Linked DNA regions of Mus musculus: region 1 is linked to region 2. A link is a loop called in an ENCODE intact Hi-C map of the cell type or tissue named here. Cell type or tissue: gastrocnemius. All regions are shown on one strand. Each heading gives the region's core, and the rest is flanking DNA. Links, peaks and the distances in the headings are about the cores only.

Region 1 (8,325 bases), core at 227-8,226, 1.1 Mb after region 2:
TTGAAGAACTCCCTTGAATGGGAGGGAACAAACTACACTGGGCTCATCCAGGCCTTGTCCAAAGGGACAGAGTTAGCCTCAGGTGAGAAGAGCCTGGGGTGTCAGTCCTATGGTGGGTCTGTTCCCCACTGCTGTCAGTATTCACAGTGAGCTGGGGGTGGGGGTGGGGAGATGGGCTTCTAGACTGCAGAGACAGAACAGGGGCAGGAAGCCACTAGACGCTGGTTTTCAGTAGACTAAGCAAACAGATCCAGAGGAAGAATAGGCAGGACTGGATACCTTTGGGGTTCTGAGAAGTATCAGGCATTGGGGGCCATGAAGCACCCCATTTCTTGCCTCAGATACCTGTGCCCTTTACATCAGGAGGCCCAGAGGCTGAGCACTTCTCCTAACTGCGTTTGCGAAGACTCCAGCTCAACCTTCTGAAGAGGAGAACTGTTCTCTGTTGCCCACTGCGCGGAACACTGCCTCCAGGGGAAGGGAATCCGTCCAGATTATTTGATCTCTGGACTCCTGGAAGCCTGAACCTCTGGAGTTTGGCTTTCAGTAAACCTTTTCTCGCGGGCGGGGGATGTTCCCCCAAGGGGCGCACCACTCAGTGAGTCTGGGCTCAAAAAGAGGCCTGGACAGCTGTATTGGGAGAAGTGGAGCTGACTGATAGATACTCCCACTGCCAACCCCTCTAGCTGCGAAGACCCAGAGTCACAGAAACTTTGCGGAAATAATCCCTGTCACAACCTGAAAGGTCACAGAGGACCAGGGGACAGTATCTACGACAGCTGGGAGACTCTTACTATTTAGAAGGATGCTCTCTTTGTTCTTACATTTGACGAAAGAAAAGTTCATTTCTTTTTCTTTCCCTAGACGACGCATTCACCCCTTCTCCCCGGGAGAAAGCAGGTCCCTGGACTTTCACCCTTGCCTTTCAGCCAGCCATGTGCAAAGGTGCTCTGGACCGCTCAGGACCACTGCCGACCACGCCCCACGGGCCTCGGGTCACTTAGACAGCTCCCACAACCGCAGCCGCCTCTCTCCCAAGCCGGATTTTCTTGCGAAGCGAAGCTGTTTCCGTGGGGATCCACATTCGGTGGCCCAAGCAAAGGTTTAGATTCCATTTAAAACGACTGGCGCGACTTATCTCCCCTTGGCTCCCTAGGATTCTCAGCCACCCTCTATCCCTCCTAGCCGGGCGGAAGCCAAACCCACAGCGTTTGAAGTTCAGAGAATTCCAATCCTCGAAGAACTGGCCGCATCTGAGCCGATCGCCCCAGCAGGAGAAGGACTGCAAGTCGGCGGGGCTGCAGCGGAGAGATGCACCGGGGCGGACTCCACTAAGGTGGCTGTCACCTCTCTTTGCTTTCGAAGGGTTACCTTGCTTCACGCGCTATTAGAAATTTCCTTCCTTCTTCCGCTGCTCAGTAAATAACCTTCATAATACAACGATAGTGAAGATTAAAACACACTTCCCAAGCAGGAAGAAAAACAAAAACAGTAACAACCCAAGACAAAACAGAACAAAAACCCCCAAACCGTGTCTTTCTCCAGCACTCTCTTTTCATCTGCAGTGAAAAATTCTACTCCCTTCATTTGAAGTCGGCCAATTGCTGATATTAGAAGTGACATTTAGTTGGATTTCTTTCTTTTCTTTTTTTTTTTTTTTTCTCTTTAAGCATCGGCATAGGTAGGGAGAGGTTCAAGTAGGGACCTCAAAACTAGGATGCTAAGTAGATGGAGGCTGCTTTAAAAAGCTATGCTGGGGTCTGGGGAGGAATTTGGGACTGGGGGTGGGCTGAGAAGGGATTTTCATGAAGCTCAGATCTGGAGCAGACAGGAGGCTGCAGCCTTCAGAGAGTCTGAGGCCCCTCCTGGAGATGTAAGGAAAGCCTGGCTCCATCCGACTGACCCAGGAAGGAGACTAAATGGCACCCCTTGATCTCACAATTCTGTTCTGCTTTCATCTCTAGGGAAAATGCTGAGTAAAAGGGGATCAAACGTTGAACATTCCCATTGAATGCAAAGCTGGGGGCGGGGCAGGGAAGTCAGACCAGCCTCCCTCTGAGAGGGAGGGCAGTGAAGTAGTGGCTAGTTCATGGGGGGGGGGGGGGGGGGCTGGGAGAGTGGGTGTCTCACAGGCCCAGCCCCAGAAGATGCAGCAGCAGCAGCAGCCCTGAGACAGATTCAGGAGTCTAGAGAACAGAGAGACCAAGCAGACTCTGGCTGGAGTGAGAAAGCCAGGACAAGCCAGAATTGGTGGATATCTCCTCAGGGCAGGAGAAGATCCGAGAACTCACTATCCCCTTGACCCCATCTCTGCCTTGGCCTCTGAAATCTTTCTCTAGATTTCTGGGCTGGCAGTGTTCAGCAACTGCTGGCTTTGGGGGTTAATAGGGAGTGGACACATTTGCTTGGATACCACCCTTCTTGTCATCTGCCCTTGTTCCCCAGGCAAGATTAACAAACATTTGCTGCATCAGGAGAGAAATGGAAAGCCAGAGTCGTTTTCCTAAACCTCTGGCTTCCTCCATTATTTCCATAATCCTAAATCAGCCAGATTGAGGGAAGGGTAGAGAGAAACTGAGAAAAGGGTAGGAGACAGAGGACAATGAGGGAATCACAGGAACTTTCTTAGAAGCTGGGGCTTTGCCTTGGGACACAGGAGTTTTTATCCCCACCCCCCGCTTCTTCAGCTAAGAGGGCAGGCTGCTCACTAGTGGAAAATATTGCAGGGGGAGCCAGAGAGGGGGATGGAGGAGCTAAACTCGGAGGGTGCTCACCTCTGCCCCTCAATCTGGCCCACCTGCCAGGCTCCGCAGGAGATTCTTCTACTCCTTCTCCCAAACACCAAGTCCCAGAATTCCACAGGTCCAGACCTTCACCTCCTCAGAGGATTAGCCTAGTCCCTTCACCCCGCCTACTGCCTGTTTTTGTTTTTTGTTTTTGTTTTTTGTTTTCCCCATGACATTTCAACAACTTTCTCTCCTACCTCTAGCTTTGGACACAGAAAATCTCTTTTGGGTAGAGCCCAGGAGAGGACCCTGCAAGCTCAAACCCTGCTGATACTCTTTGCCACACAATCTACCCACAGCTGCCCTAAAACCATCAGAGAAGGCCAGCACCTTCTACCTGGGCTCCTTCCGTACTACCAGAGCAGGGGGCCGGATTGCCAGCTCCTTTTCATTAGAACACGCCGTTTGTGGCAGAATTCGTTGACTCTGTAGAAATACCTAAAATACAGACAGAAAAAGAAAGGCCAATCTTAGACCCTTTCCCTAACCGACATACCTGAAATAGCCCGGAGATAAGCCAAACCAAAAGATGTTTTCTTCTATGAAGAGCCAATCCAAATTCAAATCAGGCCATCTAGATAGAGATAATTAACAACAACAACTCATTGAACACTTCGAATTTTAGCCAGGTGATCTGGGTGGGGAGAGATTTTTCTTCTTCTTCTAAAATCGAGGAACACTGTGTTAGCACACAAGGCCGGTTCTCAAAGGGGAAAACGATATCTTTTGGCTGTTAGGGGATGAAAATAAAGTTTGGTTCTTAGGAGGGAGACAGATGGGGTTGGGGAGATGAGGGAGGAACGGGTACTTTAGGCTCAAGCTCCCCAGACAACTGAGGTGGAGGGTACCTTTTCAGTAGCTGGTTAAAAAAAAAAAAAAAAAAAAAAAGACAAGCGGTTGTATTAATACTCAGAAAACCTGGGTTTGTAAACAGCTTCCAAAGAGTAGCTATGGATTCTTTCATTAGTATTAGATCTAGACACCAGGTTAAGAAAACAGAAGTCAAAACAACAATAAAATAAAATTTCAAAAGCATTTTTCAATTACCAAGTCCTGTTGCCCCTGTGGAACTCGCTGCGCGCCTTAAGCGCTCCCTTTTCTGTGTGCGGAATTCCATTTGCATCCTCTGTGTCTGGGTGTCTCCCTTTCCCAGTGTGTGTGTCTCTCTGTTTTCACACTCTCCTCCCCATTCGAGCGAGGCCCACACCTGGCGCATCACTGCCGAGCCATTAGCTGCGGGTCTCCTTTCATCTTCACTGTGGCAGACGTTTCTATTTATCCACTTGCGTTCGCCGAGTGGCGTCACCAGCGGTACTGTAATGACGATTGCAGCAGGAGGATGACAGCTTAGAAAGAAGAGGGCAATGGGGCTTCCTCCCAGAGGCGGTGCGGCACAGAGGAGCGCTCGCATCACAAGGTGACCCTAGCTCCCCACTGCCATCTCCGCGGTCGCCGTCGACACGGCGCTGGGGCTACCCGGCGCCTGCCTTGTCGCCTTAGCTCCTCTTCTCAGCCAAGATCCCAGGGAGCCTGGGATTAGGAGCTTACTTGGGGGTTTTCCCCCTCCCCCCCTCTGGAGAGTCCGGGGATGGAGAGCCGAAAGGACATGGTTATGTTTCTGGATGGGGGTCAGCTTGGCACTCTGGTTGGTAAGAGGGTCTCTAATTTGTCCGAAGCCGTGAGCAGCCCGCTGCCTGAACCGCCAGAGAAGATGGTGCCCCACGGTTGCCTGAGCCCGCGAGCCGGCCCTCCGACTTCCCGGGAGCGTGGCGGGGGAGGCCAGGAGGAGGAGCCGGTCGATGGACTAGCAGGCAGTGCTGCAGGGCTGGGCGCCGAGCCACGGTCTGCTGGAGCGGCCATGCTTGGCCCGGGACCCCCAGTCCCCTCCGCGGACAGCCTCTCTGGCCAAGGGCAACCTAGTAGCTCAGACACCGAATCGGATTTCTATGAAGAAATCGAGGTGAGCTGCACCCCAGACTGCGCCACCGGGAACGCCGAGTACCAGCACAGCAAAGGTAGCCACCTTGCCCCTCCGCTCCCCGGTCCGCCCACTCCACCCACAGTTCCCTTCATCTCAGGCCAGGTGCAAGATGCTCCTTTCCCTTGGGGCAGGATGGCTGGGGGTTGGGTGAGTGGGGCGGGGGCACCTGAACAACTCTTTTGCTCTCTGCACCTTAGTGTGTGTGAGGGCTCTCGTGTTATCCCATTAGAGTGACAGTTGTGCCTGGACGAATGTCAGCGTTGGCACAAGTCTTGACTTGAGGGGTCCAAAACGCACCCCAACCTCCCAACCCCCGAGTTTTGTGGGAATGATTCAGCTAAGACGGAAAGACACATCCGTCGGGTAGGGCAAGATCAAACGGTTGTCCGGGCAGTTTGACTGGAGGGGAGCAAGGCACAAGGAGGCGCGGAAGCCCGGAGAATATAAAGGACCGTAAAATCGTGGCGGACTCTGGTCTCCGGAGGGCTGCAGCCCTCCGACCAGTTTGCACGTCGGTCAGAGGTCCAAATTACCTTGTCACTTCCCGGGCTGGCGGCGCCAGGTCGGAAATGGTCCCAATGGTCTAATTGCCTTTGGTCTCCGGTTGCATTTGAAAAGGCGGGGATTGGGCCCTCCCCCTCCCTCTTTCCCTCAGTCTCACTTCTCCACCCAAAGGAAAAGCAGCTGCAGGGGGGCTGGAGCCCCACCCTCCTCTGGGGTGGGTCTAAGGGGTTGGTACTTTAATTACACTGCTCCTTCTCACCAGGGGCTAATGGGAGTGGGGGTGGATAGCTCAGAAGGGAGTCTCTCTATACCAACAATATCCACTCCTAGGAATGAAAGACTGGAAGCCCATCAGCAGACACACCTCCACAAAACCATGGGAATGGGTGGGAAAGGCTTGCCTCTACCTCTAGGCCTAGGCAGCCAACACCACCTTGTTAAGTATCCACCTCCATCTCCTATCATCTTATCATCTATCTAACCCAGCTTCTCTACCATACCATGTCCTCACAACCCATACTCAAAATATACCACTCCTGCAATAGGTGCAACCCAACACACATCCCCACACCTGGTACTGGCATACTGGTGCACACACACACAAGATCGAGGAAGCTCACTGTATGTCCAACAAGCTACAATACATTAACCTCAAGAATTCAGTGTTCCGGCACATCCTTACCCATCCCTACCAACACAAGCAGAGAGTTCAGGGGATATGCCCTTTGCTGCACCCAGGGGCAAGCGGAAGGGAAGCCTTTAGACCCAGTATGCCTTAGGTCCAGGTCTTCCAAACAGCCACTTTAAGCCTGCCCCAAACCTTTTCTGTGTCAAGACCTCTCCGGTGAAGCTTCCAGAGCCCCAGCAGAATCAGTGACTGAGGAAGCTAAGGGGTTCTCCTTCTAATGCCCCTCCTCCAGCCTGAAGTCAGCATTTGTTTGTGTATTTGTGTTGTGTCTCTGTATGTGCACCTGTGTGCTCTGGGCTCCTGTGCAGCGCCAGGCTCCGATGCTCTGGGTAGCAGTCCTACCAGTGGCAGCGAGGCCCCCAAGAGTAACGGTGGCAGCGGCGGCAGCGGCTCTCAAGGCACCCTGGCCTGCAGCGCCAGTGACCAGATGCGCCGATACCGCACGGCCTTTACCCGGGAGCAGATTGCAAGGCTGGAGAAAGAGTTCTACAGGGAGAACTACGTTTCAAGACCGCGGAGATGCGAACTGGCAGCAGCCTTAAACCTTCCTGAAACTACCATCAAGGTAGGCTGGGCTAGGATCCTCGAGGTGGCTATGTACCTAGGTTAGTAGGAAGGAGATGTCAACGGTCTACTGCAGCTGAATCGTCTGGGCCTGGACTCTCCAATCTGGTACACTCAGAATTTCCCTCTGACAGTCCATAGTCAGCCACTGCTGCCAAGATTCCCGTCCTTTTCCTAGGCAAACAGACTACGGAGACAGGTGACTGCAAGTGACAGTGTCCCCAAAGAACAGGGAGCCCTAAATCTATGGGAAAATGTCTTTTGCCTCCCCAGATCCATTGAGGCAGGCCTTCCTCTTAGTACCCTCACTCCAGCTTGTGATGCTAAGCCCGGTGGGCAGGCTGAGCGGCTGCCCAGTCCTGCTCCCGAGGGTTTCCATCTGGGTTGGTGGCCTGCCCTTGTCAGCTGGAGTTGCTTTTGACTCTCCCCCCACTCCCCAGCCCCCCTCACTGCGAGCATGGCCCTCGCACCCCACCCACCCCCAGCCATGGGCCTGGGCCTGGCGCAGCCCTCCAAGGCGCTCCTCTTCCTCTCCTCAGGTGTGGTTTCAGAACCGGCGCATGAAGGACAAGCGTCAGCGGCTGGCCATGACGTGGCCGCACCCGGCCGACCCTGCCTTCTACACCTACATGATGAGCCACGCGGCGGCCGCGGGCGGCCTGCCCTACCCCTTCCCGTCGCACCTGCCCCTGCCCTACTACTCGCCCGTGGGCCTGGGCGCCGCGTCCGCCGCCTCGGCCGCCGCCTCGCCCTTCAGCGGCCCCCTGCGCCCGCTCGACACCTTCCGCGTGCTCTCGCAGCCCTACCCACGGCCCGAACTGCTGTGCGCCTTCCGCCACCCGCCGCTCTATCCCGGCCCGGCGCACGGACTCGGCGCCTCGGCCGCCGCCGCCGCTGCCGCCGGGCCCTGCTCCTGCCTCGCCTGCCACAGCGGCCCGGCCAACGGGCTGGCGCCCAGGGCCGCCGCCGCTGCCGCCGCCTCAGACTTCACTTGTGCCTCCACCTCCCGCTCGGACTCCTTCCTCACGTTCGCCCCCTCTGTGCTCAGCAAGGCCTCCTCCGTGGCGGCGTTGGACCAGAGAGAGGAGGTGCCCCTCACCAGATAAGGGGGCGCCCTCGGGGCTGCCGACTGCAGGATGGACGTCGTGGGGTGGAGGTCGGGGGAGCCTTCGGGGCTCCTCCAGCATCCCACCTGTCACCTCTCTTCTCAGATGCACAGGGGAAAGGAGGTGGAGGTGGGGGGGGGGACACCATAAAGGACTCCGCCTAGAGGATCCAGGAGCCCCAGAAGCGACATTGGCTGCTTAGGAGCAGGAATGGGGTGGGAAAGCGTCCCCTGGGGTGGCCAGGCCTTGCCATTCTCCACCGAAACCACCACTCTATCAGAGGTCGAGGCCTTGGTTCAACAGCTACCCGGGAACAACCCACTCCCAAGCCCCTCGTACCCTTCAACTGGGCCCCCACTCTCCTGTCAAGGGCAAGAGCTGCGAAGGGAACTCGCTGTTTCTTGGAACAAAATGCTGTGTATGCAGAGCAGGTAGAAATTAATCTTCACCAGCTTTTCCAACGCATGGCAGGGGGCTTGTTGATGGCAACATCCCAGCCATTTAGGGGAGAGATGATTTACTGCTAGGGAGATGCTTGCCACTTGGCGAGGAACCTGGGAGCCGGCTCACCTTCCCAGGGCCTCAACTACACAGCATCTGGGGAGTGGTACCCTCTACCAGCCACTGACTTCTTTCCCTATTTCTGGCTTTGTGACATCTCACGACCCGACCTGTGCAGCTCCAGCCTTCTCCCTT
Region 2 (8,325 bases), core at 98-8,097:
CTGTTCTTTCAGACATTTTTCTGAACTCTTTCCCTGGGCTTCACATCCTTCAGGAACGCATAGTCACAGCAAACTCGCACATTAAAGACATTAGTCCGTTTTTAAATTGCAAACTTTTTTCCTTTTGCCAATTCCGTTTTTACTAACAACATCTGCTTCCAATCTATTTGTGCTTTTAGGAATACTGGTTTTTATTAACAGCACCTGAGAACACCAGCAAACGACGAAGGATATGTGATTAAGAATATCATCAAACAAGTATTTAACAAAACGCATGATTGGCTGTGTTCAGGCCTCTAAACAGAGCAAATGGGCCCAGTTCACTCTTCATTTTACGTCTCTAGTGCTTTTCACTTCTTTCCACTTCTTGATAGTATGGGTTCCAGCAACAAAGCAATGGTTCTGTTTATCATTAAATCATAAACTTACAGCAATACACTTTTATTTATAATAAAGCGTATAACCAATAAACTCCAGAGCCAAGTCCTTTCATTGTGGTGGCAGATGGCTGTGAAAAGAACTCTGTGCATTTTGGTTTCCTTTAGCTAGTAGTGATGATTAAAGCATCCAAACATAGCTCAAATGAAAACTTGAAACACATCCTAAACATATAAAGTTAGTTGCTGACGGTGAAAAAATAAATACATTTTCATTCCATTTTTCTTGTTTATGAATATGTGAAAAGGGTGATTTCATTCATTTTCTCTTCTGGCTGAATAAGAAAAAGACATGGAGAACTGGCATGCTCTGTAGAAAAGCAGCAGTCCTGGCCAGATAGGAATTAAGCAGGAATGTTACAGTGGCATTTTACAAATCTCTTTGAATAAAAACTGATTGGCCAATTCCATGCTCACAGCTGGAAGGCGCTTGTTCATGTACATTTTAAAGACTTCATTTGCCTTTGTGGACAAACATCAGCCACAAAAAAAAAAAAAAAAAAAAAAAAAGGAAAATTAAGAGCACAGTGGGAGGCGTTGGCTTTGTTTATTTCGAAGTCCTTTTCGTAGTGAGTGCTTTTAAAATTAACAGTAAGAATGTATATGTATACGATCGTATGTTCATGCATTTGCGTATCGTTGCTTTTTTTAAAACGAATGTTTTGTTCCCAGAGTGCCATAAAAGAGTGGAGACACAATCTGTATTAACGTAGACATGAAATAAATGCATAAAATTAAAATGTGCAAGAATACTGGCTTTTGTGTAAAGGTAAAAAATTAATATCTGAAGAAAATAGATAGTAGATAAGTGGTGACTCGCACCTTTAATCCCAGCACTTGGGAGGCAGAGGCAGGCGGATTTCTGAGTTCAAGGCCAGCCTGGTATACAGAGTGAGTTCCAGGACAGCCAGGGCTATACAGAGAAACCCTGTCTCAAAACAAACAAAAAAAAAAAAAAAAAACAAAGTGTATCTCTGAAATGAACACATTTTTGCTTCACTTTTGAGTTTGGATTATATGGGAAATTACCCGAAGCCGGTTGAAAGAACAATCCAAAGCCATCTCCCCCACTCCTGAACAATGTTATTCCCTTGAACTTGACTGTGGGCTAATATAGATTTCAAAATGTATTTTGTTGTATGGCTATTATTTTCAACACCCAAATTATATATATTCATAATATAAAAATGAATAAGGGAAAGCAAAATTCATCCTTAACCAATGAAAGCCACTGCATATATATTTATCTGTGTATATATGTATAGAGATATTTGCTTTACATATCTTAAATTATTTTATATACAAATAATATGTAAATACATTCTTGAAATTTTTCTGAGTATCTTTTTGCATTTCAAAACTGCACTTATATTATTAAACTATGAAGTTGTTTTAAATTAGCCTTGGTAAACTAAGAAATTCCTCCCATGGCCTCTGGGTTCTTCTATGTTTTGGGGATTGGCTGTTCGGTCTCCTCCTAAGAATCTAACTGGATTTATTCAGCAAGCTGTCCTCCAACTTCACGTCTTGACTTTGTAAATAGTGCTGAGTGCAGGGTGCACTACGCCTTCCTTAACTGGTGACTGTAAAATTCATAGGCTGAATTCTTGTAAAAGTCATTGTATATTTTTTAAGCTTTTGTTAAATATTTTTCTTTTTACTTTTTAACCCTTTTCTTTTTCCTCCCCACTCCCGACCCCGTGTGCATGTGGGATCTTTTTGGTTTATTTGTTTTTATTTCTTTCCTCCTTCTCCTCCTCCTCCTCCTCCTCCTCAAATGGCTTAGTTAACCAAAGCAGTAACGAATACATTATGGCTTTTTAAAAATCAAAACACACACACACATACCACACAAAGCCAAGGTTTCCATACACCAGGTTCTTTTCTGGTCAGTTTACCATACATAGTGTTTTGTTTTGTTGTATTTGTTTTGTGTGTGTGTGTGTGTGTGTGTGTGTGTTATCTTTTCCCTGTACAAATTTACAAGTAACACATATGCATACGTTGAAATGTGGAAGTCTTGGATACTAATAAAATCATTCAAGCTGCTCACAGTCTTTATTACGATCCCTCAAATGAGCTAAGGGAAAACAGGGAAGGGGGAGCAGAGGAGACGCTTTGGGGAGGGATGCAGAGAGAGGCGTGGCTGGGTATCCGGAAAGCGACAACCTGTGCTGTATAGTCCCCTCTTTCTTTCTTAGTTCCTGCTTAGAATTTTTCATTGCGAGGAAAACAAAAACCATTATTCAAACATTATAATCTTAATATCGCCTTTTGTCCACAAGTCATTCCACAGCAGCTGGGGACCCACGGCCTGCCCTGCGGCACTGGCCAAGCAGTCTGAACTGCCTGCGGAAGAGACAGAGCCCTTCCCGTTCTGCATGCTGGGGAACGGCCAAAGGATGCTCAGCTCAAGCTGAGACTTTGATAAACAATTTTAGAACTGCCTCGATAAGTGGCAAAAGGGTTCAGATTCTGTTTGTCCTTGATGCCCTAGTTCCCAACTGAGAGATGTGCTCCAGCAGGAGTTTAGCATTTAGAGGTGCCTTTAGCGCCTTGAGCTTACTAAGATAGGCTTAACAGGATCCCCAGGATGATCTCGGCTGTGCCCCACTCCCATCCCCACATAGATGCAAATGCTCAGTACCGAGCCAGCCTGTAAGCTGGGTATCGCTTTCAGAGCGATACCCAGCTTATTCTCTCCGCACCCACCCATAATCCTTCCACAGAAACAAGTCTCCAGCTTCCTTCCTTCCTTTCTTCCTTCCTTCCTTTCTTCCTTCCTTCCTTGGGGCCATGGTCGGTCTCCACCTCCGGAGAAGGGCAGCTCTTTCCTAACACCAAGGCTACCTTGATGCCAAAGGAGAATTAGGAGATGAGACCCTACGGAAAACCCTGTGGGCGCGTTCATTTCTGTTTCTTTGGGGGATGTTTCTCCCTACAGGTGGGTAAAGAAAAATAAAGGAGTCGAGGGATAACGCAACTTAGGGGCTGGCCTTTCTCATTTTTAAGTGTCAAGTTGACATCTAAATCTGTGAAAACAGACTTCTTGCCATTAAAGGAGCAGGCTTCAAGCGTATGGAAAATACTTTAGAGGCACACTAAACATCAAATAACTGCTTCAAAACACTCTGATGCTTCAAGTCTGGAAGTATCAGAAACAGATGGGCTCACTTCCTCTTTGTATTCCATACAAACTCCAAAAAATTAAAGGGAGAGGTGGGAAGGAAGAAGGCATTTTTATTAACTCACCCCACATTTGAAAAATTTGACTAACACCAGATCCATTCTAATTATAAGGCTTGTTCCTTTAGAGAAATTAATTATTGTCCTTCATGAGAGGAGCCGACAGCTGTTTGATTTTTCAGAAAAGCCTGCCTCTTCTATACATAGTTTCTCTTACAAAGACTTGAAGACTTTTCAGAAAACAAACAAACAAACAAAAACTTCTAGCTTCTGGTGTCAACGGTGAAGCCCTTAGTCTTACAAGACAGCACATGCCTTCTTGCTGGGGCTGTCCATGTCCAGCGCACAGATAGGAGATATTTATTGTGTAGCTGATTGATATGAACAGTATTGTTCCTAACCAGGGAAATCCCTTCTCTGGAAACAGCTACTAAGAGGTTTCCTGTGTATTCCCAGTCTTATGTGTGGACAGGACTTTTCAAACTGTCTCTTCTTTCTGGACCTTGGAGAAGCTCAAGGACCACTGTCTATGCCTCTGGATGCTTATTGGTGGGTTCCTCGTCCGAAATGCTATGAATGTGAAGGAAATAGAGTGAAAGTCTAGACCTGGGAAGTTAAGTCGTGAGGAATACTTACTCTTAAAGGTCTCAGCCAACCGTCACTCGTTGTCCTGTTTAATGGGCCATTTTGTTCTTTGCTCTAGGGAAATCCATCAAGGGCATCAGGGTTGGAGAACCCAAACTTAAACCAGCACCTTCTGTTTAACCAAATCGGGAGCCAAGTTTAGGAGAATCCAATTGCTCCTCTCTAGGACACAGTTGTGTTTTGAAAGGCAGATCCCAAAGTTAACATAAGCTGCGCATCTGTTCCTCTGGGAGGCTAGAGAACACGCCCAGGTTGTGCCAACTTCCAATTTTAAATGTGTTCTGGAGTGGAGCAGCAAGGCAGGCTGCCTGCTGTGTTGGCTCAGCCACTGGCCAGCTGTGCGACCCTAGGCGAGGCGAATTTTCTTTCTCTGGCTCTGGCTCCCTCTATGATTAGAATAATTATAATCCCTATCACTTCATAGGACTGGCGAAAATTAGTAATATTCAAAAAGATACAGAGAACAAAATCAAATGCTTTGGGTTTTTTTGGTTTTGGTTGGTTGGTTGATTTTGTTTGAACAGTGTTTCACTGTGTAGCCCTGGCTCCTAGAACTCGCTGTGTAAACCAGACTAGCCTAGAACTCAGAGATCTGCTTGTTTCTGCCTCCCCAGCGCTAGGATTAAAGGTGTGTATCACCATGCCCTGTTATCATTTTTTCTTACAATTTTAGTGTGTGTGTGTGTGTGTGTGTGTGTGTGTGTGTGTGTGTGTGTGCTGATGGTGCTCACGCACTAGGACCCTTGTGGAGATAAGAGGTCAACTTTGTGAGGCTGGTTCTCTCCTTCCATCTTTGTGTGGAATCAAGGGATCTAACTCAGGTCACCCCATTTTCCAGGCAAGCCCCTTTATGAGCTGAGCCATCTCACCAGCCCCTGAAGACTTTTGTTTGTTTGCTTGCTTGCTTGCTTGCTTGTTTGCTGGCTGGCTGGCTGGCTTGCGTGTTCTTACTATGTATATTAGTGAGAGGTGGCCTATTTCACTAAATAGAAAGTCTCTTTGCCTAGACTATAGGATATTTCAGGCCTCTTTAGGATTTCTCACAGAGGTTATTTGGTGGATATATGTTGGAAAACAGTACCCTCCAGAGGATCTGTGGACCGGGGTTCCCACCTGGTCATTTAGTTGAATTCCTCTTTTTGCCTAATCCTCTTTCAATGCCATTTGACTGTTTGCAGAAGCAGTGCTGTGCCCATAGCAAGCACTCAATAGAAAGTTTTTGAATGAATAAGTGGGAAAAGCATACGCCTGTGGCTTCGTTTTAAAATAACAGGTGAGGCCAGTGAACATGGCAGGATAGGGGTAATGTGTGTAGAGAGCCGAGGCTCAAGGACCCCTCTTAGAGCCTTGCTAAGAGTTTGGAAGAGTCCTGTGAGTGAGGATCTGATCATGACCATCCCTGGATTAAAAGGTTCCAAGAGGACTAGTAAAACATACCTCTCTCTCTCTCTCTCTCTCTCTCTCTCTCTCTCTCTCTCCTGTCTCTCTCTGTGTGTGTGTACACTTACGGACACCATTGAATCTCGAGGGCTCTGACCTTCATCGCATCAATGCATTCAAAATCTGAGTAATAATATCAAGCCTTCTAGGAAGCCTACTGCGGTGCTCTTTGAGGACTGTATTTTGACAGTGAACCTACTTCTCTCTCTCTACTAGCTACCTGGTCTTGAACAGCTCCACCCCACCGCTATATTCTGCTATGATCTGCTGCACACCCAGAGACACAGCACCTCTGAACCCCAAACAAATGTTTTTAGTTGGTTTATCTCCTGGATTTGTCACATCAGGAGGAAACTGATTTATTTGATTATGAGGACAGAAACAAAATTCTGAGTGTGGTGACCCAGCAGGGCAGATTTAGCATAAGAGCCAGAGATGGTGACGTGAGAAATCTAAGCCTCCACATGGGAGTGGACACGGTCATTCCATAACAGTGTCACTTGTCATAGTGTCACAGTGTCACATGGCTCTGGCTCTTCCACAAGCTGTGTGCTGCTCTCAGTCTGGGGACAGTTGGGTTAATACTTCTTTGCTGGACTCTAATGAGCTGAGTCCGTTGAACCTCAGTCTTTTCTTCAGAAAAAAAGGAGACTACACTGCAGCAAGTCCTGGAAAGCAAACGTGCAAGTAAGAACGCACCAGAGTCGGCATAACCTAGAGAGAATGTGGAAGAGAAGGCAGATGATGTCCTAGAAAGAAGAAGAGAAGGTAGAGTTATACTCAGGGGAGATGGATGGTCCTGGGCAGGTTGACTATATTTAACCAGACTAGGCTTCTAGAGGACATGGTGAAATCTCTACCTGGGAAGAACTTGAAAAGAAGGGACCAGGGGTGTTAAAACCATAGGTTCGATCTTGAGCACTGCATAAACCAAGCCTTGTGGTGCACATCTGTATCCCTAGCACTGGGGAGCTAGAGGTGGGAGGATCAGAAGTTCAAGCTCATGTGCTACTCCGTGAGTTCAAGATCAGCCCGGGTTACATGAGAGGAAAGGGAGAAGGGAATGAGAGAGGGAAGGAGGGAGGGAGGGAATAAGACAGGGAGAGAGGGAGGGAGGGAGGCAAGGAAGGAGAATGAGATAGAAAAGGAAGGAAGAAGCATTTGTTGTGAAAGGAACTAAGTAAAGAAAAAGCCCCCAGAGGCATTGTTTTCTCCTGGATTTAAACATTCCCGGGGGCAGGGGGGGAGGTGGTGGTGGTGGTGGTGGTGGTGCTTGGAGCTGCTGAGTGCTGAAAGGGCTTTCGGAAACACCAGATAGCACAGCCCACTACAGGGAGGAAGGAGGCCCCAGACCCGTGAGCGATTGGCAAGGCCTTTCCCCATGTGGATCAGGTTCAGCATGAGTGTTTGTGGCCCATTGATGACTGTGTGCAAAAACTAATGATTCTGGCTTCCTCTTCCTCTTACAGCCTGAGACTTCTTGCCTACAGAGACCCCCTACGAAGACTAGTTAAATCTTCCCCCTGTCCTGTACATAATAAATACGCTAACATTCCGTCCTTGCTTGCCGTAGTTGGTCATTCCATCCGAGTGCACACATCAGACCTGAGCCCAGCTTTTTGTACTTGTTTCTGTGCATCATCCTTTCTTCGTTCCCTCACCACCCCAGTCAGAATTCCAGGACCGAAGCTGTGTGTATGTCATGGCAGCAGCACACAGGGACTGTCAAAGAGCCTGTAGCTGGAAAAGAGGCCCTGAACCTTGGTGTACAGAATAGGAATCAGCTGAGAGATGATGACGCAGATGATGTGTGGGTTCCAGAAAGCCTTGACAGGCATAAGACACATGGAGGTTCAGTGATGCTCTGGGTGAGTAGTAAAGAAACTCTTTGTGGCTACCATCAAGGATGTGTATACATCAGTGTATCAGTGTTGACAGTAAAGCCAAGAGATGTCATCATAACAGGGATCCCATACTGGATGCTAGGAACCCAGCCAACTCTATCTCTCTGACCAAAGCAGGAAGCTACCCTAGATCGCACAACTTCTGGGGATGGAGTTGGAGCTGAGTATCTGCTCTTGGATGGTCACTCTCCTACTAAGGCTTTAATTGCACAAAACATCACTTGCTTCCTCAAGGGGGACATCAATTCTGTTTTCAGACATATATTTTGAATTTTACCTTACTTCCAGGCACACTCTATTGTTAACCAGACCCTGCACTGGCATAAAGAGAGCAACACTACCTGCCTTTCTCCTTGGTGTCAGTGAAGAGGCGGTTGCTGCTGGGGCTTTAACTTGACCTTTGGAACCTCACTGCCCCTGCCACACTTAATTGTAATTAACTTCCCAAGATCCCCCTCCAGACTCAACAGTCTCTGGTTACTCAAGAACTAAAGGTTAAATCTTACATTAGAAAAGACAAATATAAACTATTTCCACTATTTTGGAATTTCATTGAGGTAAGCAGAAGCCTTGAGACTTTACTCTGTGACTGGCTCTGACTGGCTCTGACTGGCTCTGACTGGACTTTCTCATTTAGACTGAGCAAAAAGAAAGCCTTCTAAGGTGGTTTGGTGACACGGTCCTGGGAGGTCAACTAAATAACTTAGGATGAT

What was found. Hi-C counts contacts between places; a loop is a spot of excess contacts. Peaks named below come from ENCODE experiments on the same cell type or tissue, not always from the same donor. Only the 100,000 strongest peaks of a DNase experiment are listed, where the experiment ranks them.
Region 1: it touches region 2 in a loop (4-fold over the local background); 13 of 42 quality-filtered maps call a loop at or near these places.

Annotation. Positions count from the first base shown.
Region 1 is chr6:52,309,471-52,317,795 of GRCm38, forward strand. Evx1 (even-skipped homeobox 1) reads left to right here and starts at 4,028. Exons shown (of 3, transcript NM_007966.4): 1 at 4,028-4,801; 2 at 6,268-6,524; 3 at 7,063-8,325. The coding sequence starts at 4,375. The coding sequence ends at 7,629. Evx1os (even skipped homeotic gene 1, opposite strand) reads right to left here and starts at 5,362. Exons shown (of 4, transcript NR_038163.1): 1 at 5,301-5,362; 2 at 3,834-4,100; 3 at 3,283-3,360; 4 at 1-1,427. In gastrocnemius, for the core only: no CTCF peak of the experiment used is centred there; DNase peaks (open chromatin) are centred at 4,308, 4,574, 7,131 and 7,500; H3K4me3 peaks cover 1,398 bases.
Region 2 is chr6:51,181,132-51,189,456 of GRCm38, forward strand. No RefSeq gene overlaps it. Among named protein-coding and RNA genes, the nearest start is that of Gm32328, 19 kb to the left of the region's middle. In gastrocnemius, for the core only: no CTCF peak of the experiment used is centred there; a DNase peak (open chromatin) is centred at 4,559.